Regions from separate parts of the Homo sapiens genome. Here region 2 is linked to region 1. A link is a loop called in an ENCODE intact Hi-C map of the cell type or tissue named here. Cell type or tissue: heart right ventricle. All regions are shown on one strand. Each heading gives the region's core, and the rest is flanking DNA. Links, peaks and the distances in the headings are about the cores only. Region 1 has its middle 15 kb from the start of DLEU7-AS1. Region 2 has its middle 28 kb from the start of DLEU1-AS1.

Evidence for each region. Peaks named below come from ENCODE experiments on the same cell type or tissue, not always from the same donor. Only the 100,000 strongest peaks of a DNase experiment are listed, where the experiment ranks them.
Region 2: a loop joins it to region 1, with 2.7 times the contacts of the local background. A loop is called at or near these places in 5 of 110 quality-filtered maps.

The regions. Positions count from the first base shown.
Region 1 is chr13:50,785,111-50,801,173 of GRCh38, forward strand. It overlaps a transcript of DLEU7 not described here. Among named protein-coding and RNA genes, the nearest start is that of DLEU7-AS1, 15 kb to the right of the region's middle. In heart right ventricle, for the core only: no CTCF peak of the experiment used is centred there; no DNase peak of the experiment used is centred there; H3K27ac peaks cover 998 bases.
Region 2 is chr13:50,546,994-50,563,056 of GRCh38, forward strand. No RefSeq gene overlaps it. Among named protein-coding and RNA genes, the nearest start is that of DLEU1-AS1, 28 kb to the left of the region's middle. In heart right ventricle, for the core only: no CTCF peak of the experiment used is centred there; no DNase peak of the experiment used is centred there.

The DNA.
Region 1 (16,063 bases), core at 5,444-13,443:
ATGTTCCTTCCTGCTGACTTAAGCTGAGGAGTAACTTACGCAGGTGTGACATCAAATCATTTGGAGAAAACCCATATTCAATGGGCACCTGGGGTTGGGACAAGTGAGACACAGAGATGGATGCACCCGGAATCAGGAATGAGGCCAGGCATTCACTAGCTTTCAATTATTTCACATCTTAGAGCAATTTTAGATTAAATCAGAAGATGTGACAGTAATCATAGTAATCAGTGTAACACTACAATTTTCTTAAATTTTGTTTTTGAGAGGAGTACCTGGGGAGTACAGAACAGTTTTCACCTAGAATTTTGCTCTATTAGAAGCCAAATATGGTAGTTGATCCTGGAGTTAATATGACCCATTGGAAATTGAAAATTGGAATCTGAAAATTTGAGTGCTGAATAGTCCTTACAGCCTTATCCTCAGCTATAAAAAAAGATCACTTAAGGCAACTTGGCCAACTACTGGGTGATTAAGAGGCTGCAAAGCTAAATGGTAAATTAAGCTTTGTCTTCCTCAATGTTGAACCACCTAACTGGGAAACACTCCTGTGGCATCACTTCCTTCTTCTCTGGGCTGTAGCTGAATTTCCTGACTTGGGAGTTGAAGTTGCCATTCATGACTTGGAGATAAACACTTCAAAACGTCATGGGAAGTACCAGTTTTCTCCAAGAATAGAGCATTTATCACCAACACTTGCCAAATGTTCTCAGGGAACAGAGAGATAGAAATACAGGTGTGGCCATGGATATTCCAGGCCCTTTATTCTATACTCTCATTATCTAAAGGCAGCAACGCCTTTAAAATGACAGAACATACTGGCCGCCAGAATAGAAGGAAACCACTACTCATAATTGCTTGAACAGACTCTAGCATAAAGGACCAGCATTAAGATGAAAATTAGGTGGAGAAACTCCAGGCAGCCATCGTTTTGAAGCAGATCATGGTGGCAGAGATTTGGCAGAAGGAGACTTTCGTGTGACATCATTTTGCTTGTGTGGTTTTACTAATAAGACTTTGATGGGTTCAAGGTTCTAGAAAATACCTAACTCTTGGACTTTACATGGGCCTGAACCCCATCATCAAAGAGCCTGATTTTTACCCATTCTGGTTTCTCTCTCTACCTGTGTGGCAAATACACTTGGTTCACCATATGCCATATTCATAGATAATCACAAGACTCTAAAGAAATGACACAGCAAATTATGTAATTGCCCAGAAGTTTCCTTGCCTGGTTTTTGGTTGTTTTGTTTTGTTTTTTAGTTCCTGAACACATAGATAAGAGCTAATTTGTATACGTGTACTATACAACATTAATACAATTTACCATGTAGGTTAATCCAGAACCTGCCACATAGTAGCAGCTCAGTGCATATTTGTTAAATGAAATAAATACTCGTAGGATTCAGCAGGAAGAGAAATCCAGAACAGTTAAGAATGGAGAAAATTGCTCACTAATACATGGTGGGTAAATACAGGACTTCCCTGGAACCAGACTTCCTGAGTGAGAATCCCAGCTTTACCAACTGAATCTCTCTGTCCTTGGGCAAACCCCATAATTTCTCTGTGCAAATGATAATTTTCAAAATGGAATTTTTAGAAAACATAAAATCCTTTATTTTTTAACTCTTTGTGTGAGTTAAAAATGAATGTTATGACCCTCAAAGGGCATCTGAGGAGTAAGGATATTTACAGAAAATTTAACAGAGAAATATTAGGATAAGATTGCCAGGTTAGATATAATCTGGGTAATGTCCAACATGCCATAAATCACTGAGGTTCTCGGTTTCCCTGATGATAAATTATTTGTAAATCTGCTGGACCAAAGTCTTCAAATTAACAAGTGACTTCCTTAAGCCTTGGAACTTTAATCAAAGTTGAGTGATGAGGTAAATCAAGGACATTATTCAAGAAAATCCTTGAGTGGCCTTTTCTCTCCTATGATATTGAAAGAACATGTCTCTCACCTTTTAGCCTTCGTTTCAAGTTTTGGATAATTTTTCTGGCATCACCTTCCTTATTATGAGGATAAAATGGGTTAACATAACAAAAAGTCCTTAAAACAGTGCCTGGCGTTTACTTAGTAAATGCTGTACTGACTATGAGTTTTCCTGGTGAGGTCAGGCCTGCTTAATAATGCCCAGGAGGGGATTTAAAACACAAAGCTCAGAAATGTTACTGTTAGCATTACTTCTCCAATCAACAGGGACCTCCCACTGTTAAATCAGAAGAGAAATGAATAACATTGTCTGCATTCTCTGTTGTAATTACTAACATTTAAAGTAGCATTTGGGGTTTCATATCCCATGACTCTCAAAGGGAAATGGAACACCAGCATGTGTTGGGGGCAGGGAGATAGCAAAGATGGAGCAAATCAAAGGGCGGCACCCCTCACTGGCCATATCAAATCCCTGCAGAAGTCACCTGAACCACCTCCCACTTGCCATCCTTGCATCTTTGCTGACACCTCTTGCCCCAGGTGTGGAAACAGCTTCCTCACTGAGCTCCCTGCCCCCTGCTGTTCCTACTTTCCATTCATTCTCCACTGGTCACCAGACCTACTGCCTAAAACATGGATCCAATCATGTCATTCCCCTGCCCTCCCCCCCACCTTTAACAATGACCTACTACCTACATAGCAGCACCCAAGACTCCCTGCCATCTATCCCCACAGACCAGTTCCACCCCCATCTCCCCGATGGACTCTGTGGCCTCACTCTCCACTCATGTTGGACCACCCAGCTCAGCGCCTTCCCTCTGCTCATACCCATTGTCCACGTCTCCTCTTCACAAACCCATATTCACTCCTCTCTGACTCACTCTGATGGATCCTCTGCTGTGAAACCTCCCCTAAGCCCAAGCCAGTAGCCTACATTTCCCTCCTTTCCACTCTCACAGCTCTGTTCGTGGCACAGCAGGCGTTTCCCCAGCACCATAGGATTCTCCCACAGTTAGATAATCTGATAGCATCTCTATCTCTCAACTGTGACTCCTGAGGGCAGGGGCTGAGTTCCACCGGACCTCGCATTTCTCAGTCTCTAGCTGTGTGCAGGCTCTGTCCCCAGCCTTGTAAGTATTCTCTTAACCAACTCTCTTGCCTTATTCCAACACTTATCCTGGTTGGAGCCTGGCTAGACACCCAGCAAACCAATCTCCTCACCTCTCAGGGCTCATGGCTGGACCACATTCCTCAGCCTCCTCTTAGAGAGGGGGTGGAAATGTGGGCACCAGTTCTGGGCTGGCCTGTGACATCTCCCAACACATTCCCCCAGACCCTCCTGTGCGTGTGTGTGAAAACACTGACGAATAATACCAAGGCTGTGAAAGAAAAGGTTGAAGTCAAAAGAACAATTCCTGGCACTTAGCAGAAAGAACCTCATTGTCGAGGACACTCTAAATACTGAGCCTCCATCAATGGCTGCCTACATCTCCAACTCCAGGGCTTCAGAAAGAACACAGAGCAACCACTCTGTCCTCTGTGTCCTAGAGTGACAAGCAGAGTGAGACTCTATCACTCTTCAAGGAGCCAAGAAATGAAAATATTACAAGGGAATAAATATTTCCTGAGAGGAAAATAGCATCAAGGGCCCTCGCCTGGGATGTTCAAATGTGGAAGTGATTCATAGGAAAATCCCTCCCACAGAAATGATGAGAGATGCTAGGTTAAGACTTCATCATAACAGTGAGTGATGTTTGGGAGCGGGGAGCAAAAGCTGGCATCCTCACGGACACCCTTTCACCCTCACACCCCTGGGACTGTGAAAGTAGCCACCACACCAACTGCATTTTATTTTCAGCTGTAAACCCAGAGCGGGAGCCTGGGTTATATCGAGGAAAGAGCAGCTTCTAGGAAGTCCGCAGCCGAGTGAAGTTTATTTTCCCTCTGTATGGCTGTAAATAATGGCTTCAATTTTGGAAAACATACATCTGGAGCATCGTCGTATTGCCAAACAGAGCCTCGTCACAACACAACAACAGCATCCAGAAGGTTGTCTGTTTTCTGCATGAAACATTGCTAGAGGGTGCTCAGTGTTTCGGAGCTCGGTGTGTGCGGAGTGTGGACAGCATACGTGCAGGTTAGCATGTTAATTCTCCAGTTGCAACCAGGAAAGGACGCGTGGGACACTGGGGTCAGAGTGTTGGCCTAAGTTCCCGAGTTCTTATGTTGGTTCTGCTGCTGCCCGTGCTCCTGAACAACCCATGTAACCTCTCAGTGCCTCAATGCCATTCTCCAGATGATGAGACCTACACAATGCAAACATTCAGTGTGAATGTTTCTTTTTCTTTAAGAAAATGGAACTTGACATACTAGATAACTAAGCCCCATAAAATCTTCATCACAAGATTCTTGAGAGCAGGAAACTCATGGTGTGTATGAAATAGAAGTTGATTTATTTAAATATGTATATATGTATACACACACATATATTTAGTGCACATTTTCAGGAACACAATTGTTTTCTACAGAATAGTACTTTTCTAAGTTATATGGCCTGTTAGTGCTTAATCAATGCCTACTTGATTGCAAGTCACCTTTAAAATATAGAATAACATGTTACCTAAACAGAATACATCATCATTATGAAATTATAGAATGTTAGCCCTATAACGGACCCTGGAAATCGTTTTGTTCTAACTTTTCATAGCATCTGAGGAAGCTAAAACCCAGTGAGGTGAATTACTGCCCACTTCAAAACATGTCTGCATGTCTGCATAGAATTTTTCTTAATGTTAAGGTCTGATCAGGTAAACTGAAACTAAACAGCAAGTCTTTCCACAAGTCTTTGTTTCCCAGAGCCACCTTTTTTCTCTTTCTTTCTTTCTTTCTTTCTTTCTTTTTTTTTTTTTTGGGACAGAGTCTCGCTCTGTTGCCCAGGCTGGAGTGCAGTGGCGCTCACTGCAACCTCCGCCTCCCAGGTTCAAGTGATTCTCCTGCCTCAGCCTCCCAAGTAGCTGGGATTACAGGCACGTGGCACCATGGCCAGCTAATTTTTGTATTTTTAGTAGAGATGGGATTTCACTATGTTGGTCAGGCTGGTATCGAACTCCTGGCCTCAAGTGATCCACCCTCCTCGGCCTCCCAAAATGTTGAGATTACAGGCGTGAGCCACCACACCCGGCCTCCCAGAGCCATCTTGTCACATGATTATTTGTATGTCCATTACTATCAATATCTCTTTCTTTTGTTAAAAATAAAAATAAAAATAAAAAGATCTGAAGGGGGAGGGAGTTGTGTGTGAGAGAAGTTTGTTTTCCTTCTCCCAAATCCTTTTATATTTTTTTCATGACACGATGTGGACTTTGAGGTGCCCTCTCAGGCCCGCAAGGATATCCTGTGAACCAAAGTAACACTCTCCGTTTAAGGAGACCCCCGCTGCTTTTTCATGTTATCTTTGAGGCATTCTCCATGGAGTCTGACCATCATTCTTGTTCAGAGACAGCTCTGAGGAATCCTCGGTCTCTCACACACACTGGTGGAAAGGAGGCATGTCTGGGGAAAGTTTGGAACAGCCAAGCTGGGATGGTTAGTCTGTGGGATGCGAGGGGTGTGGGGTGGGCGGACAACGTGCTGGCTGGGGTAGGAAGAGGACTCTGTTCAACCCAATGCTGTATAAACTGTCAATAACTCCATTTTCCAGGTGAGACAATAGAAGCCAGTCAGGCTTCCTGTAGAGATTAGCCACGGATGCTCTCTCGAGGTCCTGGTGCATTCCCGAAGAACAACCAGGGCTGAGGCTTTGTGCTCTTTAGAAAAAAGTGTTCCTTCCTCAAAAAAAGTTTAGCATGTTATTGCCCAAGCTGAATAAGCTCACTTCGGCTATACCCAAAGAAGGCAGAAAAGGTGGCAGGGAAGGGGACACGGCTACCTTCTCTCAGAGCAGAATGAGGTGATTCTGGACGGTGGCTTGTAAGAAGACCGAGTGGGCGAGGGAGGGAGGGAGGACACAAAGGAAGAGTCCAGGGGCTTTGGCCCTGGGGTTCCAGTGCCAAAATTCACCATCATGCATCCAACCTGTGGGCCTGTTAATCACACTCATTAAAGAAACCTATGAATACCATCAGGTTCCAGGAGAAACCATTGCTTCATAGATGTGTCCCCTGGGCTTGGCTGGGCTCTTCTCTGAGCAATGTGCAGGGTCAGGCAGGGTTGTACACATGCAGGGGCACCTATGCTTTCTCCTGCTCACACACCCAACACCTGCCCAGTGCTCTCCCACCCGCTTCATGCCCCTGACAGGAGGTGACCATGTGAGGTTCAGGGATGTGGGTGGTGAGACTTGGGCCTTCAGCAGCTGCAGGTGGGTGAGAAAAGCCACCTTGGTGGCCTTCTGGGTCTGGGGAGCAGTCGGAACAGGGTAGACTGGACACATGTGTATGTGTTGGTGACAGTGTGTACGTGTTCTGGGCCACTCTAGGAACATCCAGAATCTCCCCTTACCTAGGACATCACTCTGGAAACATCCCCATCTCCCCTCACCTCTCCACCAGGCCAGCTTGCAGGGTCAGAGCCAAGTTTTGTGGAACCTAAAAATTACCCAAGTGAAGGACTCAATCTTTAAGGAAAAATCCTCCCAAAATTATGAATACAAATTGGCCTGAATGTAAACATCTATTTAAAATGAGAAAAGAAACCACAGCAAATGACAATTTTAAAGATCTGACAAAAACCAAAAAAAATCACAAAATCCAGAAATGTATTTTTATTAGTTAAGAGCCTGACGCCTTTACATGTTTTCCACATTTTCTTGGCTGCTCTTTGATCACCTTTTCCTATGACAGTGATACGGTAACAGCATTTTTTTACACAAAGAAATAGAATTGAGCTTCAGTCTTTCCTTCCAAGCTGAAAACTTACCACTTCACAACTTCTTGTTGGCAATCTCTTACATTTTTTTAGGACTGTTGTCAAATCTGGGGAAAACTCTATCAAGTTTCTTTCATACATGAGCTCTAGGATTTAAGGACTTTTCAAGTTTTCTTATATATTAACTTCTAAATATTCTTTAAATTGATAACACTCAGAACCAGTGTATTATATATCCTATTGTAATGGTGAACATGAGTTTTCTGTTTTCTTCATCGATGCCAGTATTTTGTGTCAAATCAGTAGGAATATCTTTGCAATGGCTCATGTGATTTAGTCTTCTCTTTAATTGAATTATCAAATAATTCAAGAATCTACCCATTACTTTTGTCCAACATTCCATCCTGGAAGATATTTTTACATAGGAAATATATTAGCTCAATAACTACAGAGAAGTGCCTGTGAGTCTCATAAACATACCTCATAAACCCAAACAAAATGAATCCCCAATGCAACTTCCCTTTAGCTATTCCCTAAAATGTCCAGCACCCCAGCACGACTCCACACAGATAGGAGTATGCTGGGGGAAGACAGATTGGAAAGAGACAGCAGTCCTAACTGAGTGTCTTATTTTTCTTGGCCTAGTTTTTCCTTCTACTATCTCTTCTTCTCTATTCACTTCTCTATTCACTTCCGGGAACTGAACTTAATCAATCAAATTTAACTCACACTTGTTAATGGTGTGCGCACTGTTTTTTACGTCATTCCACTGTTGATAAGGTGTGCAAGAACTGAATATGTTCTTTGGGTCCGCACTCAAATATCACCTCCTCAGAAAGGCCTCCCTTACCCAATCAATTTAAGCCAGCCCTTTCCTCCCTACTTACTCTCTTCACATAGATTAGTTTGTCTTCTGGTTTTTGGGTTTTCTTGCATTCTTTGCTCCTCTTTTTTTTTTTTTCCAACTTTAATTTTAGAATTAGGGTGTACATGCACAGTTTCGTTACAAATTATATTGTGTGATGCCGAGGTTTGGAATATGAATGAATTCATCATCCAAGTACTGAATATAATACCCCACAGGTAGTTTTTTTCAACCCTTCCCTGAATCCCTTCTTCCCATTTCTAGTAGTTCCCAGTATCTATTGTTCCTGTTTTTTGTGTCCATATGTACCCAATGTTTAGCTTCCGCTTACAAGTGAGAACATGCCATATTTGGTTTTTTGCTTCCACATTAATTCATTTAGGATAATGATTTCCAGATGCACCCGTGTTGCTGCAAAGGACATGATGTCATTCTTTTTTTTAATGACTGTGTAGTATTCCATGGCGTATATGTACCACATTTTAAAAATTCAGTTCACTATTGATGAGCAACTGGGTTGATTCCATACCATTGCTATTGTGAATAGTGCTGCAGTGAACATACATATTTTCCTTTGGGTAGATACCCAGTAGTGAGATTGCTGGGTCAAATGATAGTTCAACTCTCAGTTCTTTGAGAAATCTCCAAACTGCTCTCCACAGTGGCCGAACTAATTTACATTCTGACCAACAGTGTATTAGGGTTCCCTTTTCTCTGCAGCCTCACTAACATCTGCTATTTTTTGACTTTTTAACAAAAGTGATTCTGACTGGTATGAAATATCTCATTACAGTTTTAATTTGCACTTCTCTGATGATTAGTGATGATGACCATTTTTTCTTACGTTTGCTGGCTGCTTGTAGGTCTTCTTTTGAGAAGTGTCTGTTCATGTGCTTTGCCCACTTTTTAATGGGATTGTTTGTTTTTTGCTCATTGACTTATTTAAGTTCCTTATAGATTCTGGATAATAGGCCTTTGCCAGATGCTTAGTTAGTGAGTATTTTCTCCCATTCTGTAGGGTGTCTGTTTACTTCTTTGATAGTTTCTCTTGCTGTGCAGAAGCTCTTTAGTTTAATTTGGACCCATTTGTCAATTTCTAGTTTTATTGCAATTGCCTTTGAGGACTTAGTTATAAATTCTTTGCCAAGGCTGATATGGAGAAGCATATTTCCTAGGTTTCTTCTAGGATTTTTAGAGGTTGAGGTCTTACGTTTAAGTTTTTAATCCATCTTGAGTTAATTTTTGTATATGGTGGTAGGTAGATGTGCAGTTTTATTCTTCTGCATATGGATAGACATGGTTTAGTTTTTAAACAACTTGTAAGTATTTGAAATCATCTAGTTGATTTATTTACTTGCTTATTGTTTACACTTTGACTTTCCCTTTGTATTCACCACTGTATCCTAGCTCAACGATGCCCAGCCAAGCACAGGTCAATAGATATTTGTTGAGGGAATGTGTTACACACCCCAGGCCCTTGTCGTAAGAGTTTACATTTTTAAAAAAGTTGAGTAAAAAGACTTTTTTTTTTTTTAACATGGAGTGTTTGGTCACAATAATGATGGCATTACAATCATTGTGACATTCAAGTCCAGGTCATCAGAGCAGGATTATGTCCTCCCATTTTACAAAAGGGGAAGCTGAAAAATTAACTTGCCCAAAGCCACACAGTTGAATTGGAGCCAAATTGGACATAAAATTCAGGGCTTCTGACTCCTATTCCTGTGTTCCACTTACTACTTCAGGTTGCCAGGCTGCCAATAGCATCTGGTGAAAATGTTTAAGTTTTTTAATATGAGAATCATGGCTGACTTGCTACTTGTACTTGTGCTGTGAGTTGGAAGACATTGGTAGTTGTAGTAGATTTGTTCTCAAAAGAGAAGAGCAGGTGTCCTTTACATGTTCTCATCCAACTTCACAATAACCCTTGATGTAGGCATTATTGAGCAGTTCCTTTTAACTGAGGCTCAAATGATTAATTTGCTGAAGTTCACAATCAATGTTAAATACAGGATTTATACCCAGATTTACTTCAAATGACTTTTATACATGAGATTAAAGGTCCACATCTGGAAGCTGGCTGGCTAGGTTGGAAATTAAGTATGTAGTTATCATACATGATAAAATAATAAAATTATGTGATTATATATTATGTATTATATAAATACATATAATTATATATTATTACAACAAAATTACTTGGTGACGGCTAGGCTGACATGTGATCTCCATCTAATTAAGAATTAAATATTCTATTACTGATGGGGTTGGCTTCAAAAACACACAAAATGGCCCCAAGGTGTGAAATCCTTGGCTTGTTTTGGGAATTACCATGATTAACCAAAAGCTAGAGGTATACTAGCTCATATTATCTATAGGAGATCTATAAGTGCTTTCATAGAGAAGGGGCCAACCCTGGAAAAGTAGCCTCTGGTCAGGGGTCATATATTTTTTTCAGCCAAACAGATCCTCTTGGGCTCCAGTGGCCTCCTCCCCAACTTTACCTGTGAGATCAGGGATTATAGCAAAAGGACAGAAGCAGATTCACCTTGAACTCATGTCCATGCACGTCTCCAGAGTGGTCCAGTATCTCACCTACTCTCTCAGGCAACAAATGCAGTTGATGATAAAGGGGAAGACAGTAGAAATGTAGCCCCTGACCTTGGTTCTCTTCATTCCAGCAAGTTCTGTTCCCTGAGAGAGCAGTGGAGATGATGTGAAAAAGGTAGGCTGAGGTTAGATTGGGAAGGACATTGTATGCCACAATATGGAGTATGACATTTATCCTGTTTTTCTTCAATATTTCTAAATTTAAACTGTACTTCAGATTGTTAAAATATTAAAATTCTCTACCTTGAACCATTCAATAATATATGTATGTTACACATATTTGTGTTTCTATTAAATTTATCAATTAACAGTAAACGTTATTTAATATTATTTTTATCAGCAAGCTAAAATGTTAACTCACACTGCGATTATTTTTATAGCAAACTGCAGAATTGAGATTAGGTACATAAACTGGAAATTAAAGATAATTAGTATGATTAATATTAATGATCTCTACCCACTCATTTTTCTATCCTTGTGGTTTAAAAAATGGGACTGCAAATATGTTAGGGCAATTGAGTCAGAGTATGATTTTTCTTATGCATCAGTAGACACTTTTGGCCTAAAAGTTTTAGGAACTACGTACTTTTCATAGCAAAAGTTATACAATTGTGACTCAGTTTACCATTGCTCACCAGTACCTGTTTTCCCTTTTTTCTCAGCATACCACCAGGATATATATAATATTCCCCCCTTATCTGAGGGAGCTATGTTCCAAGACCACCAGTGGATGCCTGAAACCCTTAGAGTACTGAACTCTATATATTTTATATTTTTTCCTATACTTACATACCTATGATAAAGTTTAACTTATAAATCAGGCACAGTAACAGATTAATAATAACTAATAATAAAATGGAACTATTATAACAATATGCCAGCATCACTAGTCTTATGCTTTGGGGCCATTATTAAGTAAAATAAGGGTTATTTGAACACAAGCACTGTGATCCCACAACAGTCAATATGATTACCAAGAAGGCCTCCAAGTGACTCACAGGTGAGGAGCATCTATAGTGCAAATCTGCTAGGCCAAGGGAGGATGAACGTCTTGGGGTGGGCCTGGGCAGGATGGTGTTAGATTTCATCATGCTACCAGAATGGCATGCAATTTAAAATTTATGAATTGTTCATTTCTGCAATTTTCCATTTAATCTTTTTGAATTGCAGTTGGCCACAGTTAACAAAAAACTCAGAAACTGAAACCAGGTATAAGTGGGAACTGCTATAGTCCAATTAGAAGTGGTCATGTGACTCCACTCCCACTCAGTCATGTGACTGAGCTCTGGCCAATGGAATGTGAAAGGAAGTGAGGTGTGCTACTTCCAGGCCTGCTTATGAAAACCTCTTATGTCCAGTCCTTGCTCTTCCACCACCCTCTGACTGAACAGTGAGGTTTATGAAGACCCTAATAAGAGCAGAGGCATCAGATAGAAGGAAAACGCATCCCTGAGAGAGACCACTTGGAGTGGATCCCAACACCCCATCTGACCTGCACTGAACTGTGTTGTGAGCAAGAAGTAGAATGTTTTGTGTTAAGCCACTACAAATGTGGGGTTGTTTGTTAATGCAGTTAACACACTCTAACTAATACATTGAATAAAATGTGCTATAGACAAGCAGAAGGAAAATTCTGCAATTGAAAATGAAGATGTATCACAGGTTTTGAAACAGACTTGATGCATGATCAGATTTGAGAGGATGTAAGATCCGAACGTGGAGTACATTGGATGGAGTTGGTTGTTCTGGGACAAATAGGGTAGGAACGTGAGTGCAGAGAGTAGGTCTAGAACCTGGATTCAACCCAAGGGAAGTAGTTGGCATGAAAAAGCGTGCTGGGATTCATCCTCCAGGAAACTGGGGCCCAGTGGTAAGAATCACAGCCTGGAGTCCAAGGCAGGAAGCTCAGACACTGAGGGAGTACGACATAAGGGAGGAAACTCAGCCAAAGTCAATCTTGAGAGAAATCTAATCTTTTTCTGGGACGTGCTAATATAATAAGGGTTCCAGACACGGGAGCCTTCTATTGCACTTTAAAGCTTCAATCACCAAGCAGCACGTACAAGAAGTGTTTTTTCTTTACAAGCCCTTACATTTTAAAGAAGAATCAAAAACATTTTTTAAGTAGGACTAGGAAATGGAAAAAGAGTAGATGTTAGTTTCTTCATTGTAATGTTTGAAAGCATTCTTGTGTTTTGGTAGGTCTTGAACTCAATGGCAATTGTTTATTCTCATGGCAGGAAAGTATATGAAAAGATTAAGGGTGTTTTCCTGCTTAGATCTTTAGGCATATAACTAAGGAAAATGGACAGAGATGCAGATTCACTTATGTTTGCAAAATGCGGAGTACACTGAATATCCCTTTGGTGTCACATATTTTATCTTGCCTAAAAATTATTATTTGTTCATTCACTTAAGTATAGAGCTCAGATTCTGTGCTCCCAAATCTGCCAGAATTTAATGGGGGCCACAGAGAAATTGTAAGAACGTACTATTGTCCCCTATTGTTAGGAACATTCTTCATTTAGCAAAAGTTGATTTAGCCCCTCTTCTGGGTCACACTGTTTTGGCTTAGGGAAACATATTAACTAAGAAGTTCACAGTCTAACAGATGGGTAGATGAAGAATTAAGCAATTGTACAGAAGAGCAGATTTCAGAATGCCATTGTAATAGGTGGCACCACCAAATAGGCCTGGTTCACATGTCATTCTGCAGGTGGTATGCCATTTTGGACACCTTGATGGCAGTTGTCTATTCACTCTACCTGGCTCTGCAACCACTCATTAATATTCATAATATGATAACTAAGGAAGTCATTGAAAGTGACCTAACCCACATGAAATGAAATGTATATTTACAACTCATTCAAAATAAATAGCACATATATGTGTACAACACAATATGGGTGGCGCAGTCACAAACCTGACTGCAAACTCAGTTGTGCAAAAAATTAAACTTTTAATATTTTTGGTTATTTACTTTAATTTTTACGTTAAGTTCCCTTTGTCCAGTGGGACATACACTGACACCTAGGCAATTTGTGATGCCATAGACGTTCAAGGTGGCATGGGGACAGGGCTAGGAGTCCAATGCCTTCAGTCCTTTCTCACCTGATGATGCCAGCTCCCATTGTTCCATCTCTCTGGGTCTCCACCCACAATCCTTAAATCATGTGTGCAGGGCCTTGTCCAGCCTGGGGACTCTTTGTACTATATTTGGGCTGTTCTTGAGCTCATGCAAGCTATTTGGCTGCTCCCAACATGCAGTGAGGCAAGAGAAACTCTCTGAGGCTGTCCGGGTCTCATGTCAACCTCCAGGCCACTCTAGAAATGATAAGCAGGACAATTCCGCTGGTCACTCCCTGTATCAGAGTGCTGGAACCTCGAGGAGACTGTCAAAGCACTAGTGCACACAGCCATTGCTCCTGGAGCCTTCTGTATTCTGGAACCCTGGTTCCCCCTAGCTCTTGGGACCCACTCACCTGTGTGGGCCTCCTTCCCTCCTCACTCCACCTGCAGAAAAGGCATGCCACTGTCCAGGGCTTCTTGCTTCTCCTCCAACTCTCCTCTTTCACCCAAGCTGGAGAAGCTTTATCTTTCTCCTGGAAGTGAGGATCTTTGCTCCGAATTTTCCCTGCCTTTCCCTGGGTTATGTTTTTGAAACCTCAAAAGCCAGAACAGGGTCCCTATTCTCTGCTTTTGATTAATACATCCTCTCCCTGAGTCAGCTAACCACAAACAATGAGCTTTGCCTTGGTTGGGGTAGGGCAGTGGACTGGTGAAGAAGTAACAGTTTTATCCTCCTACACACATGCACACATATATGCATATTACAACCTTCAAATAACACAGAGATAATCACAATCTGGACTCACTGCAAGCCCTTCTTCATTAATGCATTGATACAATCCTCAGCAGAAATGGCCGTGTAAAACACCCTTGCCTTGTTCCTATGTGGATTTCTTGTATTCTATTGCATTTCACGGGTTTGTGCTATTTGCTGATCCTGTTCTCTATTCCACTTTGGTCCATGTCTCACCTTCACTCCAGCCGGTTGGTCAGATTAGTAACTAACTGCCTTGTAGCAAAGTGATTTTTATACAGACAATTGTGCGTCTCTGCAATTGTAAAAAGCTTTGACATTGTAGTTTAGATTCTAAACTCTAGATCCTTTAATAACAGCATTTCTGTAGCACCAGCAGTTTCCATTCCTAGTTGCTACTGTAGTAGCAGGTCTCGGGCACATGCAGAAACTTAGTGGGGCTGCCTTAAAATGGACTCTACAAGACGACTGCTACAAAATATCTTTTCCTCTCTTCACTATTATGGAAGGGAGTGGTATTATATTAGGACCCTCTTGTTTGTGGGCAGCAATTACAACTTTCTATTTAGATACTTCTCTTTCCTCTGCTTATGTTGGAGTCTTACTCTGTGATTGCTAACTGTATTGCATTGTCTTCATTCTCTCAATAGCAACAGTAGAAGTTTTAGATTATCTGTCCTGCGTTGCTGAAGATTTGCTGCATAACTACTGGATGTCCACATATATGTGTGTAGACACTATCAAACTGTACACAGAACTCTGGGGGTATGGAGAAGGGAATGATTAATTTTGCCTGTGAAGAAAGATTGGCAAGGGGCATTGAAGGCTTCATGCAGGAGATGACATTTGAACTAAGTTTGCAGAATAAATAGAATTTCAGCATTTGGGTACGATGCCTCTGCTGAGGGTGGCAGATTAAGAAAGCACAAAGAAAGGAGTGTGACAAATAGAAAGTAGTGTAAGAAAGGGCAAAAGAGAATAAAAGCTCATGGTATGAAAAGGACAGAGGTGGCATCTGGAAGTTAAAGCACATAGTACTTGTATCAGAAGAGTCCTATCTATGGCTAATGCTCAGCCCGGTTGACTGAGTGTAAAAAATAGATTTAAAATATTCAAAAATACCGACAAAATGTAAAACAGAATACCAAATTCAGAAAGTGGGAAAGCACCCCTTCCCCTTCAGTTTCAAAAAATACACTTTGTATATCTGAGCTTTGAACAGGAACCACACCCTGAGGAATGAAGGGGCCTCCTCACTGAGGATAATTTTAAGTTGCTAATTGCTACCTATACCCCCTGGCATTAAACAAACAGAGCTGCCTTCACTCCTCCTAGGCTGCCCTTTGAGGAAGAACATAAGCATCTAAAAATAGAACCTCAGGGGTTTTCCCGCACATTAAAACTTCTGCCCATCCTCCCCTCCAGCCAAATCACGTTAATCATGATGAAGACCAAAATAATCGTGCTGAATGAATGTCCAGGAGCTTAAATATTTGCTTTGGACAAATACTCTGCTTGGTGCTTTATACCCTAAATCCTCGAATTATGGAGAGGAAGCTTGCAGCCCTTAGGGAGAAGAGAGAGGCGAGGTGAAGAAAGTACAGAGATTTCAATGGCCTCTTGGACTTTTCTGTCTCCTTATGTTTTCCTGGTGTTTTAGTGGTTAGTTTTGCAGCATACAGTGCTAGGCTCTTCCCTCACACTTTATGTTTCCCCATGTGGACAGTATCTAGAGATTAATAAGGAAGGCCCACTCTGAGAGTGACCACTAGCAAGCCAGCAGTGGGGCTGACTCTCAATTTGGAATGAATGTTTGAAGAGGCTTTTCACATTTCATAGAAATGAGGATTGTGACTCTACAGAAAAAGTTGTTGTCTACAAGAAGGTCCCTTTACTCTTGGGAAGCAACTTTAGCTGTCCTCTCCTTGCTTTTTCAAAACTCGCTTAGCTAATAAAGAGA
Region 2 (16,063 bases), core at 3,503-11,502, 240 kb before region 1:
CTGGCCATCAGAGAAATGCAAATCAAAACCACAGTGAGATACCATCTCACACCAGTTAGAATGGCGATCATTAAAAAGTCAGGAAACAACAGGTGCTGGAGAGGATGTGGAGAAATAGGAACACTTTTACACTGTTGGTGGAACTGTAAACTAGTTCAACCATTGTGGAAGTCAGTGTGGTGATTCCTCAGGGATCTAGAACTAGAAATGCCATTTGACCCAGCCATCCCATTACTGGGTATATACCCAAAGGATTATAAATCATGCTGCTATAAAGACACATGCACACGTATGTTTATTGTGGCACTATTCACAATAGCAAAGACTTGGAACCAAGCCAAATGTCCAACAATGATAGACTGGATTAAGAAAATGTGGCACATAAACACCATGGAATACTATGCAGCCATAAAAAATGATGAGTTCATGTCCTTTGTAGGGACATGGATGAAGCTGGAAACCATCATTCTCAGCAAACTATCGCCAGGACAAAAAACCAAACACCACATGTTCTCACTCATAGGTGGGAATTGAACAATGAGAACACATGGACACAGGAAGGGGAACATCACACACTGGGACCTTTTGTGGGGTGGGGGAAGGGGGGAGGGATAGCTGTAGGAGATATACCTAATGCTAAATGACGAGTTAATGGGTGCAGCACACTAACATGGCACATGTATACATATGTAACAAACCTGCACGTTGTGCACATGTACCCTAAAACTTAAAGTATAATAATAAAAATAAATAAATAAATAAATAAAAAATAAATAAAATAGCTGTGGTTCATTTTATCCATACCATTCAACATGCTGAGTGGTGCAAGTCCCACTCTGTAATTTGTGTGTACATTTGTATACATATTTTCTTCTTCAGTGTTTATCCTTAACAAAATAAAATAGTTGTTCTAAATCTACAACGTTTCTGCATAAGCATAGCTAAAACACTGGTGAAAAGAGGAGCTGTGACCCACTCATATTCTAAACCCCCAAATTAAATCTCTTCTTTCCTACACTTCTCTGCTTTGTGACTTTTGTTTCTAATATCCACGTTAGAAAAAAAAGTTTAGCTGCCTGCTGGAGTTTTGGTGAAGCTTTTGGCCCTACCTTTAAGACATGGAGGGAATGTCTAGCATTCTTCACGGAAATGTGCCTGTGAGGAGCATTAACTCCTGTTATACAGGGAGAATAGCTAGCTGGTAGAGGTCTCAGGGAGAAATCTTGCCTATTGCTATTGAGGAGGCCAGGTCATCTTGATTTACCATTTTATGTCCCACCTCCCTTCCCACCTCTAGCCTCTCTTCTCCTGTGGTAGGAGGACTAATGGCCCCCTCAAAGCTGTCCAGGTCCTAATCCCCAGAACCCATGAATGTGTTACCTTACAAGGTAAAAGGAATTTTGCAGATGTTATTAAGTTAAGGATATTGAAATAGGGCCATTATCCTAGATTATCCAGGGGGCCCAATGTCATCACAAAGTACTTGTAAGAGGAATGCAGGAAGGTCATACGGGGAGAAGGCAGTGTGACAAGAGAAGCAGAGATAGGAGTAATGTAGAATGAGCATTTCACTGGTACTACTCATTTAGAAGAAAATTAACTTTGGAAATGTAAAAGTAATGATGAAATTTCTTGCACAAGTCATATTAAGTGCAAGGGTCTCAAAATCTTTCACAATAGACTATTATTAGAACCCTTGATATTTATGCTGATTTTCTAACTTCCAGCCTAGAAGACAATATTCTTCCCTCCATGGAGAATTCTGAATGGTGCCTGCAGGAGTGGAGGCTGGCCTGATGTTCCTCTTTCTTATTTCCTGTTTTTCTATGTTAATTGTAAGATGGCATTCCTTGTATGTGCGCCATTAAGGGACTTCCAGGACCAAAACCAGGAAAGTCTCAGGCAAACTGGGACAAGTTGGTCACCCTGAGTAGAAGGCAGAGTGTGAGGAGAGGACTTCTGTGAGGAGCAGAGAAAAACGGTTTGAAATGGCGATTTTGGAACTTCCCATGTTTTCCATAATTTCAAGAGAAAGCTGACATTTCTGAGTCCTTCCTGGCAGTAACCTAGGATATTTTTTCTCTTTCAGAGTTACAGAAGATGTACCATTTTCCATGTTTTTCCTTCTTTACCTTCATGTCCAGGCTAGAGAAGCACTGGATATGTATAACAATGGGAGAGAATTCCAGGTCAGAAAGCCAGCAAGCTCTTGACTAATGGAAGCTATGTGTCCCTGGCAGGAGAGGTACTTCCAGGGGCTCCATTAGATGATCACTGCCTGTCCACAGCCGCCAGCCCCTTCATGACAGCATACCATCAAGAGTTTTCTAAATAGGAGCTTTCCAAAAACAACACCACAAAGTGCATCCCTCTTCTCTTAGTGATTGTCCGTGGAGTGGCCAAGGGTAGACTTGGGTAGCAAGAGTATAATAACTTTTTATTTTTGGAAACAAAAAGCAAGTCTACTTATTGGCAGCTAAAATGCTGGCATAGGCCAGAGAGAAAAGTTCAGATTACATGGCTTTCCAATGCCCTTGTTTTTGTAAACCAACCCCTGGGGCAATGGCTTTGGCAAATCTCTCAGTAGTTGCCTTTGAGGAAATCTACCAGAAGTCTTATTCTTTTGTTTTGAAATGTGGATATCAGTTGTAAAAAAATGAAACAAAAAGCAATAAAATAAAACAATCCTTTCAGTGACCCTGAGCTTCCCTCTGCTCCCTCTCCACTCATCTCTGCACCCTCAACAATGTGGCTCTGTGGGGGACATGCACCCTTGATACTGTGGCCCTGTTGTTGGTGGGGGGGTGCCCCAGACTCCATGCCAGCTTCTCCCAGCCAGGCCTGATCAGCAGGACCCACAGCCAGTTATGAAGTCCTTTTGTTTGGAGTTGGGTTCCTGTAGAGAGTAGCCAGCTATCGCCGTGGTGATGTGGAGAAATCAATCTGGCTTCAGCTGTGAGATAAAGGAATTGACATAGTTAAGCTCCATTTTGCCATAAAATCATACAAATTTGAATTAGAGATTATTTAGCAGAATTCAGTTGAATTCCGAGAATAAAAAGTGATTAGCTCCTGGAATGAGTGGAAAGGTCACTGAGAATTAAAGGTCTGAGGTTCTAGTCTTGGCTCTGCTACTCTCCAGCCCTGTGAGCAAGGCCAGTCCCATCAGTCAGTTCTCTGCACTTCAGTTTTCTTCCCTGGTAAATGAGGAGGTAGGTGATGTGATCTTCCCAAAAAGTTTATTTATTTGGAGTACTCGACCCATTTACTTATTCAGTTATTCAACCTTTATTTGTACCTTCCAAGTATAAATTAAGTTTACAAACTTTATTGATGATCTCATTACTTAATTCAACATTAATCAGCATTTTTTGTGCTCTAGGCACTAACAGCTGGGTATACAAAGATACTGCCTGAACCCCTTAATGGGGAAACTGTGGAGAGTAGAAAATGAATTAATCACTTATGGTATTGTCCTTCTAAATATTACCACTCTTTCTAGAGGCATTTCAGATGTCATGTCTGTCACATGCTTTCATTTCCCTTTATGCTACCTTAGACCTTTTTATGTGCATCTAATGAAATTTTTCACATTCTGGCTTGCGTTGTTAGTTATTTATATTCCTATCTAATCTGCTTTTCTCAAGCCATGTTAACTTGAGGACAGGTGCCACATTGGGTCTCGTTGTTTTCTGTCTTCAATGGCAACAAGCATGGTGACTGACAATAGGTGCTCAATACATATTTGTTCAATTGCATCAACCAGTAGAATCCTCATTAATGGCTTTTTATTGTCTATGTCCAGTTGCCTTTGTCAATGGTGTGATCTTGGTGTAACTAAGGACAAAACCCTGAGACTCCGTCGAGGTTGGGTGTTCATCTGGAAGCCAGAGAGAAAATTTTCAGAGACGTGGAGGATTTTTTTTTCCCTTGAAGACAGGAAAACTCACATTATTAACCACAGAATTTTAAGAAGAGTTTCTTTTGTTAGCATGAAGTATTCTGGATTATGGCATATGTATTATGACACCCCTTCCTCATGGACACCAGGAATATTCATTGCTAATGGCTGGTGGTTTAAATTTCCCTTAAAACAGCTATAAATCTGGCTGCAGGTGAGAATTTGTTAAGGGCCACAGGATACTTTCTGAATCCCATAGCTAAGAGGTTAAGGGGAGACAGTCTTAGAATCTGCTAGGGAAACCCAGGAAACTGATATGACCTGGGCTGATGATATTGCACTTAGATGCACTAACTTGATACAGACTATTTTTAATGGGTTCACCTTAAGAAGTGGCAAAAACTATATGCTGTTGAGTGTCATGTGTTGGAGGAAAGCCTGCAAAATAATGGTACCTATTATTTATGGAATGCTTCCAATGTGCTAGATTCTCATTCCCTGTGTTATTCCATTGAGTCCTCACAATGATAGTGTTGGATTGGAAGGAGAGGAGGCAATCAATGCCTTACTCATTAGTAGGGGGTGGTTGAAATCTAACTAGTTGGTGTAGTCAGACAGTAGTCTCAAACAAAAATGTGTTTGTGCGATGGTTATTGGCTCCAAGATTGTCATTCAGATGATCTAGAATATCCTTATAGTAATTTTCAGAAGCTATTGATAGAAGTAACACCTGCCCTCAGTCCCAAACACTTAAATTCTGATAGAGAACTGTAGATTCCTGGGAATAGGCATGTGAACTTTCACGGTTCAAAAAAAATCACAGCTTGAAGCATTAGTGATGCTTGGAAATGAACTAAAGCAAGATTATCTTTAAAAATAAATATTACCAGCCTGAGACGCTCCAGCTGTGTTTGTGATAAAACCTTCTGTGTCTTTATCACTCCCTCCCAGCATGTTGTGTTGGAAATCTACCTGGGCCTAGAAGCAGGTTTTCAGCAAAGCCTCTGGAAGAGATGTCTTGGCCTGATTCACCCTTCTCCAAATGGATAGCTTTGGATTTACTCTGAAATCAGACTTTCGACCCAAATGTGCCACTGGAGTTGGTTTACTTTTGGCAAAGCAAGACTTCATGTTTTTCAGAAAACAGATTTAAAGAAGCTTAGACAAGAGACTCATGAGCTTTCTTGCACACCAATCAGTTCTTGCAAAATAGCATTTTAATTATTTAAGTGCAAGTGAATCAGAAACATCTGAATTAAATTTTCTTCAAAAAAAAAAATACAATTGGCTTTTGAAACCAAAGAGAGAAAGTGCTTGGTTAGCTAAAAACAATTTAGGTTTTGTGGTAACCCCAAAGTGTTTGAAAAACAATTTACATATTTGATGAGCTCAAAATGTCTCTGGATTAGGCCTTGTTCCCAGGATAAAATAGACAATAAATATAGACATTTAAAACAGGGTCATATTGGGTTCCATTTCACAGGATCTCACATTTGGTAATCAAAAGTTGAAAAAGCCTGTCCTTACTTTTTACACAGTACACTTTCAAAACCATTAACTCTTTTAAGAATTATTCAAATTTTGAAAATCTCTTATGAACTAGACTTTTTATGGTGTCAAAGTAGAATAACTAGTCAAACAATTTAATAACATTTTTATAGTTTCTTTTAGCTGAGTCTATCTTGTACAAAGGGCAAATTATTTCAGAAGTCTAAGAGTGTTTATGTCCTCAGAGAGAGCTGTGGGACTACAACACATTCTCCCATAAAAATGAGTCATCAAGATATTTTGTGGAACTTAGATTTGGTTTTATTCGTGGGAGATTCACCAAATTGGGTTGATTAGTTCTTGTTCATTAATTTGTGCTGTCCTTGCATTTTCTTAGCAAGCTCCTATTTAACCAGAAGTGTTTTCCATTTGATGGGAATAAATCCAGCCACCAAGAGTGAATTGAATTTCTGGCTGACCAGTAGTGAAGTTTAGGTAGAAACCAAAACTGGGAAATGACCATTGAAAGATAGTCACTGATCAAAAAGAACCTATCAACTGAAACTTGCCATGAACTGACAATGTGGTCAGTAATTTAATGTTGAGTAATTTAATACACTTAAAGCCAGAAGATTTGAATTTCTCTCTAAACATGTTAGTAGCAGGCAAATCATTTAGCCTCTTCCCCTGGTCTGTGAAAGCTCTGTTTGATTCTAGTGAATCAGAGAGAAAGAGCGACTGACACTGGATTCGCAGAGCAAAGAGAGATAGGATGCTGACAAGGTACAATTCTTCCATATTTACGTGTCAGTTTAGATTCTCTAATATTACCTTGGCTTGATCAGGTTTCTGCTACTTCTATCGAATCTTTATAAACTATATGCAGAGTCTTTTGTTTGAAGCCTGATCTTATTTCCTTCCAGGGTCTTAAAAATAGATGGTACAATTGACCCTTAAGCAACATGAGTTTGAACTGTGTGAGTCTACTTATACATGGATTTTTTTCAATAAATATATTGGAAAATTTGTTGATGATTTGCAACAGCTTGAAAAAAGTTGCAGACAAACTGTGTAGCCTAGAAAAAGGGGTATGTCATGAATCCATAAAATATATGTAGGTACTAGTCTATTTTGTGATTTGCTACCATAAAATATACACAAATCTATTATAGAAAGCTAAAATTTATTAAAACTTATGCAAAGAGACCATACATGGCACCATTTACAGTAGAAATATTTAAAAGTAATGATGCAGTGTTAAATCATAGCTGCATAAAATTAACTGTAGTACATACTGTTCTATTATAATAATTTTGTAGCCACCTACAGTTGCTATTGCAGTGAGTTCCCCTGCTGTGAGTATTCGCTTAAATGCTGTGTGATGCTAAGGAATTGTGTATCAAAGTAAAAAGTGATCTCTTTGGGTTCTCCTGTACATTTCATCATGTTTGGTACAATACAGTAAACCTTGAATCACACCATAGTGATGCTGGAAGTGCTCCCAAGAAGCAGAGAAAAGTAATGACAGTACAAGAAAAAGTTGAATTGCCTGACACATACCATAGATTGAGGTCTGCAGCTGCAGTTGCCCACCATTTCAAGATAAGTAAACCCCATGTAAGGGCCATAGTAAAAAAAGAAAAGGAAATTTGTGAAGCTGTTGCTGCAGTGACACCAGCAGGTGTGGAAATCTTGCACTTTTGTGAAATACTTTTAATCTTGTATTGAAAAATGTAGCTTTAGTGTGGGTGCAGGATTGCTATAAGAAAGTCATACCTATAGACTCTAATATGTTTAGAGAAAAAGCAATGTCATCATGTGACAACTTAAAGCAAAAGGAAGGTAAAGGATCTAAAGCTGGAGAATTTAATGCCAGCAAAGGATAGTTTGATAATTTTAGAGAGAGGTTTGGCTTGAAAAATATCAAGATAGTAGAAGCAATTTCTGCCAACCAAGAGACAGGAGACCAGTTCCCGTATGGTATTAAGAAAATCCCACTTGATCATGGTGGATAAGCTTTTTGATGTGCTGCTGGATTCGGTTTGCCAGTATTTTATTGAGGATTTTTGCATCAATGTTCATCAAGGATATTGGTCTAAAATTCTCTTTTTTGGTTGTGTCTCTGCCAGGCTTTGGTATCAGGATGATGCTGGCCTCATAAAATGAGTTAGGGAGGATTCCCTCTTTTTCTATTGATTGGAATAGTTTCAGAAGGAATGGTACCAGTTCCTCCTTGTACCTCTGGTAGAATTCGGCTGTGAATCCATCTGGTCCTGGACTCTTTTTGGTTGGTAAGCTATTGATTATTGCCACAATTTCATATCCTGTTATTGTTCTATTCAGAGATTCAACTTCTTCCTGGTTTAGTCTTGGGAGAGTGTATGTGTTGAGGAATGTATCCATTTCTTCTAGATTTTCTAGTTTATTTGCGTAGAGGTGTTTGTAGTATTCTCTGATGGTAGTTTGTATTTCTGTGGGATCGGTGGTGATATCCCCTTTATCATTTTTTATTGTGTCTATTTGATTCTTCTCTCTTTTTTTCTTTATTATTCTTGCTAGCGGTCTATCAATTTTGTTGATCCTTTCAAAAAACCAGATCCTAGATTCATTAATTTATGAAGGGTTTTTTGTGTCTCTATTTCCTTCAGTTCTGCTCTGATTTTAGTTATTTCTTGCCTTCTGCTAGCTTTTGAATGTGTTTGCTCTTGCTTCTCTAGTTCTTTTAATTGTGATGTTAGGGTGTCAATTTTGGATCTTTCCTGCTTTCTCCTGTGGGCATTTAGTGCTATAAATTTCCCTCTACACACTGCTTTGAATGTGTCCCAGAGATTCTGGTATGTTGTGTCTTTGTTCTCATTGGTTTCAAAGAACATCTTTATTTCTGCCTTCATTTCGTTATGTACCCAGTAGTCATTCAGGAGCAGGTTGTTCAGTTTCCATGTAGTTGAGCGGTTTTCAGTGAGTTTCTTAATCCTGAGTTCTAGTTCGATTGCACTGTGGTCTGAGAGACAGTTTGTTATAATTTCTGTTCAAATTTACAAGAAAAAAACAAACAACCCCATCAAAAAGTGGGCAAAGGATATGAACAGACACTTCTCAAAAGAAGACATTTATGCAGCCAAAAGACACATGAAAAAATGCTCATCATCACTGGCCATCAGAGAAATGCAAATCAAAACCACAATGAGATACCATCTCACACCAGTTAGAATGGCAATCATTAAAAAGTCAGGAAACAACAGGTGCTGGAGAGGATGTGGAGAAATAGGAACACTTTTACACTGTTGGTGGGACTGTAAACTAGTTCAACCATTGTGGAAGTCGGTGTGGCGATTCCTCAGGGATCTAGAACTAGAAATACCATTTGACCCAGCCATCCCATTGCTGGGTATATACCCAAAGGACTATAAATCATGCTGCTATAAAGACACATGCACACGTATGTTTATTGCGGCACTATTCACAATAGCAAAGACTTGGAACCAAGCCAAATGTCCAACAATGATAGACTGGATTAAGAAAATGTGGCACATATACACCATAGAATACTAGGCAGCCATAAAAAATGATGAGTTCATGTCCTTTGTAGGGACATGGATGAAATTGGAAATCATCATTCTCAGTAAACTATCGCAAGGACAAAAAACCAAACACCGCATGTTCTCACTCATAGATGGGAACTGAACAATGAGAACACATGGACACAGGAAGGGGAACATCACATTCTGGGGACTGTTGTGGGGTGGGGGGAGGGGGGAGGGATAGCATTAGGAGATATACCTAATGCTAAATGACAAGTTAATGGGTGCAGCACACCAGCATGGCACATGTATACATATGTAACTAACCTGCACATTGTGCACATGTACCCAAAAACTTAAAGTATAATAATAGTAAAAAAAAATAAAAATAAATAAATAAAATAAATAAAAATAAAACTTTAAAAAAAGTTATCTGAAAAGGAAAAAAAAAAAAAAGAAAATCATTGAAGAGAAAGGATATCTGCCCAAGTAGGCTTTTAATACAGACAAAAGTGCCCTATTCTGGGAAAAAAGAAAAAAAAGCCACAAAGGACATTTATTAGTAAGGAAGAGAAGTGAGCACCAGGATTTAAGGCCAGAAGGGTTAGGCTAACTCTACTGTTTTGTGCATATGTAGTCAAGTTTATGACCGGGCTGCTCTTATCCAGAAAGTTGCCAATCTCCAAGCCTTGAAGGGAAAAGATAAACACCAGCTGCCAGTCTTTCGGTTGTACAACAAGAAGGCCTGGACAACGAGAACTCTTTGTCTGGATTAGTTCCAACGATGCTTTGTTCCTGAAGTCAGGAAATACCTTGCCAGTAAGGGAGTGCCTTTCAAAGTTCCTTTGATAATGGACAATGCCCCTGGCCACTCAGAGCCTCATGCCTTCACCATTGAAGGTGTTGAGTGGTCTACTTGCCCCGAAGCACAATGTCTCTAATTCAGTCTCTAGATCAAGGAGTCATAGGACCTTTAAGCCTCATTACACATGGTACCCTTTGCAAAGGACTGTCAATACTGTGGAAGAGAGCCCAAGAGAACATCATGAAGGTCTGGAAGGATTACAACGTTGCAGATGCCATTGTTGTTATAGAAGAAGCCATGAAAGCCATCAAGCTTGAAACAATAAGTTTCTGCTGGAGAAAACTGTGTCCAGATGTTGTGCATGACTTCACAGGATTTATGATGGAACCAACCCAGGAAATCGTAAAAGAGACTGTGGATAAGGCAAAAAAGGTGGAAGATGAAGGGTTTCAAGATATGGATCTTGTTTCTCCAATTATCCAATTCTATAGCTAATAGACACCACACCAGAGAAATTAACAGAGGATAACTTGATGGAGATGAGTGGTTCTGAACCACTGCCAGGTGATGAGGAAGATGACACAGAAGCAGTACCAGAAGACAAATTGACAGTTGACAGTCAGGCAGAAGGGTGATTATTCAAGACTGCTTTTGACTTCTTTTACGCATGGACCCTTCCATGATATGGGCACTAAAACTAAAGCAAATGGTGAAAGAAAAATTGGTACCATAGAGAAACATCATTTTTCAAGAAATGGAAAAGCAAAAAAAGTCAGGCAGAAATTATGATGTCTTTCTGTAAAGTTACACCAAGTGTGCCTATCTCTCCTGTCGCTGTCACCCCTGTGGCAGCAAGACTAACCCCTCATCTTTCTCTTCAACCTACTTAAAATGAAGATGAAGATGATGAGGTTGGAGATCTTAATCCACTTAAGTGGACTACTTCCACTTAATCAATAGTAAACATGTTTTTTCTTCCTTATAATACATATGTACTGTATTTTATACTGTATTTTTATAAGAAAGCGCAAGCTAGAGAAAAGAAAATATTATTAAGCAAATCATAAAGAAGCAAAAATATTGTCTGTGTAAGGAAATGTAAATAGAAATGTGTTATGTGGACTTCCCAGGAGTTCTTTAAAGGAAGCTAATGGAGAAGAAGGGGCTGCTCTTTCCTAGTTGCCTTTCTTCCTTCTTCTGGCCTGAAACTCCAGCAGCCTTTTCGAAACATGAAGTGACCTTGAGTATGGGGGCCAAGTACTAGAGTGTTGAAGTTTAGAAGCCTAGGTCTCTGATGGTACTGTGGAGTAGCTTCACCAACCTTGAACTGCTTACTCATAATTTGTTGGGTTTTTTCTCTTAACATGAGAAGAAAATTTCTATCTTGTTTAAGCCACTGTTATTTTGGAGTTGTTTATTCCATGCAGCCAAACTATAGTCAAACAGATACAGGATATGTTAGGGATTCTCATCAGGTCCTATAGGAGTTGAGAGCAGAGGGGCCTCAGCAGGAGGCAGGAAAGTCTCTCCAGAGAAGGAAATCCTTGAATGAGTCCTGAAGAAGGAATGGCAGCTTGTCGCAAGGACAAGGTTGGGCAGAGCAGGAAGAGTGATGCATGTTGAAGTAGTGGTCAGAACGGGGATCTGCTGCAGCCTTGGGAGGGAAAGTACCATATTCACAGAGCAAGTTAATTACAGATCAAAAGAAAGAATTCCAGACTTGCTCGATGCTCCCTCTCTTTCTAGCCCTATATCCTCCATGTCAGTTGGCTTTAGTAATCAAAATATTGAAGAAAGTTTAAGATGGCCATGAGCACTCTACCCTGGCCTGAAAATCTAGGTGCTCTTTAAAGCAAGGAAGCAAGCAAGCAAGCAAACAAAGAAAGAAAGAAAGTAAGTAAATAAAATATTTGCAGAACGCCTGCTATGAATAAAACCTTGTACCAGATGCTGATGAAAAAGTGCCTAGGGGATATTAAAAATGAATTAAATAATTCTTGCTTTTATGGGGTTTCATTCTAAGAGTGAGGATGACATCTGCACACATAATAAAAAAGTAAACAAAGAAAAATTGCAATGGGGAATGGGAAAGTGTTGAGTGTGGATTGAAGGGAGGTGGCTTTTACCCACAAGGGTCCAACTGAGAGCTGATGTTTTAAAATTTCATCTCACCCGTAAGACTGAGAGGGATTTCCCAGGGTCTGGGAGCAGAAATCAGAGAAGCAGTAAAGTGGAGGATGTGATAGCTCTAGAGACCACCCTGTAGCACAGTGATGGATGATGGCTTGGCTTCCAGGGAATAAGGTAAGCATGAAAGCCTCTTTTGTGAAAATAGGCTTAGAGAGACTTGCTTATAGCTAGAGGATGCTTCTAGGTAGGAGATGATGCTATGTGCAACCTACATGCAGAAAGATGTTGAAAGAGAGGTCAAAGTTAGGACATGGAACAAAAGCCCTGGCAAAATTCAAGCAGACCTTGACTTTGGGAGAGCCTGGAGCAGACTAAGTAATTGTGAAGTCAGCTGGCCATGTCTCCCCAAAATACTCCTGGTATTTGCTTTTTGTGGTCTGGGATGTCCCAGACTCAACAGGGAACAAGATCAGAAGAAGAAAACAGTGACATTTGTAGCCAAGTATGAGATGAATTTCAGTAACTGGTATATAGTAGGAGAAGCCCAAGTATAGGGGGAAAAAAAAGCATTTATGCCGGGGCTGGGATACCAATTTCAGAAGGTGACTTATCTGAAAATTTATAGGAAGTGCAACAAAAATTTGGTTTTTTTTAAGTCATGGTGGAATGGTGGAGAAAAGATGAAAGGTAGACATCTGCTTTGCTTCATATGCCAAGACACAGCCCTTTCTGCTGCAGGAGAGGACTTTCCAGATCTACATAGTGGTTGGGGGGATAGGGTAGAAAATGAAGATAAATGTACCAACATATCATTTCCAGAACAATTTTATATCCCAAGAAAACTCTGACAGTCTAGGCACCCCCGACTCCTGCAGGAATAATAATGTTAAGAGATTTATTGCTTAGAGGAATGTCTCATATGAACGGATAGCTTTAGGAAAGACAGAGTTTCAGGGTACAGCTTCAGAAGGAGACAAAGCCATGCCTTAGGGCCCCAACAGGGCCTTTGTGGCTTATAAGGTTCCTATGTTTTGGGCCAGGGCCAGCACTCAACCCAGAGCTGTATTGACCCGGGCATGGGATCCTTTGCTTAGAACATGGTCCTGGACTCACCAGAAAATGCTTTTGTCTGAAAGAGCAGAGCCACCAGCATGGGATCTATTGTGGGTAGAGAGACAACCCTCATGTTCCAAAGAAGTTAATACAAACTATATATTGGTTTGCAAGTCAGAAGAAAACACTGCTAGCATCCGCTGTTGCTCTCCCCTTCCCATCTTTTGTCTATGAATATATCAAGGTATGGTGGTTTCATGCATGGATTCTGGAACCAATCTGGATTCTGCTGCCTGCTGACCGTGTGGCCTTGTGTAAGTTACACAGCTTTCCTTGGTCTCAGTCCCCTCCTTTTCAAAATGGCCTGTGTTAAAGGTGCGTGCGTGTGTGTGTGTGTGTGTGTGTGTGTGTGTGTAGGTTTTGAAGTATTTCTAGTTGACTCGTGAGAATTATTTGTCTATTAAGAATACTAATATATTGTCTTCCAGAGGCAGGGTTTTCTGCCACTTAGTTATTTGTTAATGACATTTTCGATATATAGACATTTTAATTCTTTATGTAATCAACTTTACTTTTAGATTTATAGAATTACTTTTTGCCTAGCAAGTTTTCTCCATCCCAGTAGAAACACTTGTATGCCAACTTTATAGGATCATTTTTACATTTAACTTTGTAATCCATTTAGAGATTATTTTTATATAGTGTATAAAGTTCTAAGTAGTTTTTTAAAATTTACTTAGAATAGTTGAATAATTCATTATTTCTCTATTAGTTGGTGGTTCTTTATCAAACATTAAATTCTAATATATAATATAATCTGTTTTTAGCCTTATGATTCTTGCCAATATCACATTGATTAATTAAAATAGTGCTATAATATATTTTAATACTTGGTCATGTAAGTCTTCTGGATTACTTTTCCTTTTCAAAATCTTCTTACCTGTTTCTGCTTGTTTATATATTCAAATGAACTTCAGATTATTTTATTTCTAAATAAATCTCTATTGAACAAAGAAATAATTTTAAAGTATTCAGTCTCCCATACAAAGACATGATCTTTCCTCTTTCTTACCATATGTTATTAAAGTTAAATTTTATTTTATAGGTCATGCACATTTCAAGATTAATCAGTCAACAAATATTTAACTAGTGTCTGCTGTGAGAGTCTGCAAGGCTATTTCACTTTTGTGCATGTGCATGTGCAAGTGTGTGTGTGTGGATCCACATCCACACACACACACACACACATGTGTGGATCCACATACACACACACACACACACACACACACACACAGACAGAGAGAAAGCTTGGCATCTGAAATAAACCTTCTGAGATTTGGCCTTTGTAGGCAGATAAATGACTCTCCTCAATTCAATGAGAGCATCCTTCCAGTATCTTTTTGTAGATGACATTTTAATCTCAATGCCTTTCACCACTGTATTGATTCCAAGATGGCAATGGCAACAGTGAATACCAAACTTTCCCAATAGCTGACTTCACTATGCCTTCTATGGTTCAACTAAGGGTTAAATGGTCAGGTGCCCATTTGAAGAGTCTCAGCCTTCTCACTCTGCTGAAACAATATAATGGACTGAGACAAAAACACTAGTAAATAATCATTACTGGGATCTTTGAGGGGGCCTAATAAATCCACCCTTATTCCCTGCCTGATTTATAAGCCAACTGATAAAATATAAGTAAGCAGAAGGACAACTTTATCAGGCTAAATTGAGGGTATAGCCCAGTATGAGAGCCATAATGAGCCCCTCAGCCTTAGCCTCAGCCTCAGCCTCAGCCCCCTATAGTTCAGCTACAGAAGGAAGGAGGGAGAAAGGAAATGTCTTTTTTTCCCTGGGAATTTTGATAGATTATCTCAACCTAGAAAAGTGGGAGAATGGCTATTACTTTACACCCAAGTTAATTTATTTCCCTTGGTGGGAGGAGTAAAGAAGGCATTCAGTGAAAAATATTTCCTTCCTTGTGAAAACCAGGAGGGAAAAGAGGCAATCCCTCTCAGTAGTCAAGGTTAGGGTCAGGAACTACAGCTCTGCATGTAATCTCACCCTGAGAATTAGGCTTGACTTTATTGGGCTGATGACTTATGTGTTCATCAAGTATTTATGTGCCTACCCTGCACCAGGGATAGTTCCAGGCACTGTCAGGGGAGGGGCAGTTAACTCTGAAGACTGAAGACAAGACTGAAAGTCCCTTGGAGCTTGCAGTCTAGAGGGGGAAATGCAGACCACAATGGAGAAAGCAAAGAGAAATGTTAAGCCAAGAAAAATACAATAGGATGATAGAAGGAGATGGGGCATAGGGGTGGGGCTTGAGTCTGGATAAGCCTCCGAGGAGGTGACATTAAACTGAGGCTTAAAGAATGAGGAGAAAAAATCAGCCATGTGAAGCTCTGGAAGGATAGGGCTCCTGGAATATGTAGCAGCTGAGTCCTCAAGGTAAGTACGATCTTGGACTGTCTTAGGAATGTGGATGACAGCTGGAGGTTGTGTGCCAGGGGGAGAAGCTGCAGGACCGACCACAGTGCTCTCCTGAACCTCCCTTTTGAACTGGCAGCAACGGTGCAGAGAGGAGATTTGCAGGGTCCTCTGACAGATTGCCAAGGCCCTCAGAGGCTGGGGCTCACTGTGATCAGGCATGGTATTTCCATTGCAACAAGAACCTTTGGCTTAAATCTCCACTCGTTAAAGGAATACGTCATTGAAGTGATCACTTTTGCTTTAGGTAAGCCTCTATGAGGGAAAGCAAGCCTGCTTGATCTGGAGGTATGGAAATGGATCAAAATTAAGGCCCCAATCTAATCTCTTAACACCCTTAACACCTAAAACTTATGTCAAACCAAGACCTCTCTAGCAGCCATGAGCAGATAATCCCACTACTGTTTATGCCGGGCGCTTGGGGATACAATGGTGGATTAAAAAAAAAAATCTGGTCCCTGCGCTATCTAGCCTAGAGTCTCATGGAGATGATAGATGCTAAGAATAATTAAATAAAACATTGTTTTTGCCTGGTTAGGTTTACTCCTAGGTATTTTATTGTTGTGTGGCTATAATAAATGGAATATGTCCCCCATTTTATATTCTAACTGGTTATTGCTAGTTGTATTAATTTGCTAAAGCTGCCATAATAAAATACTACAAACTGTAGGC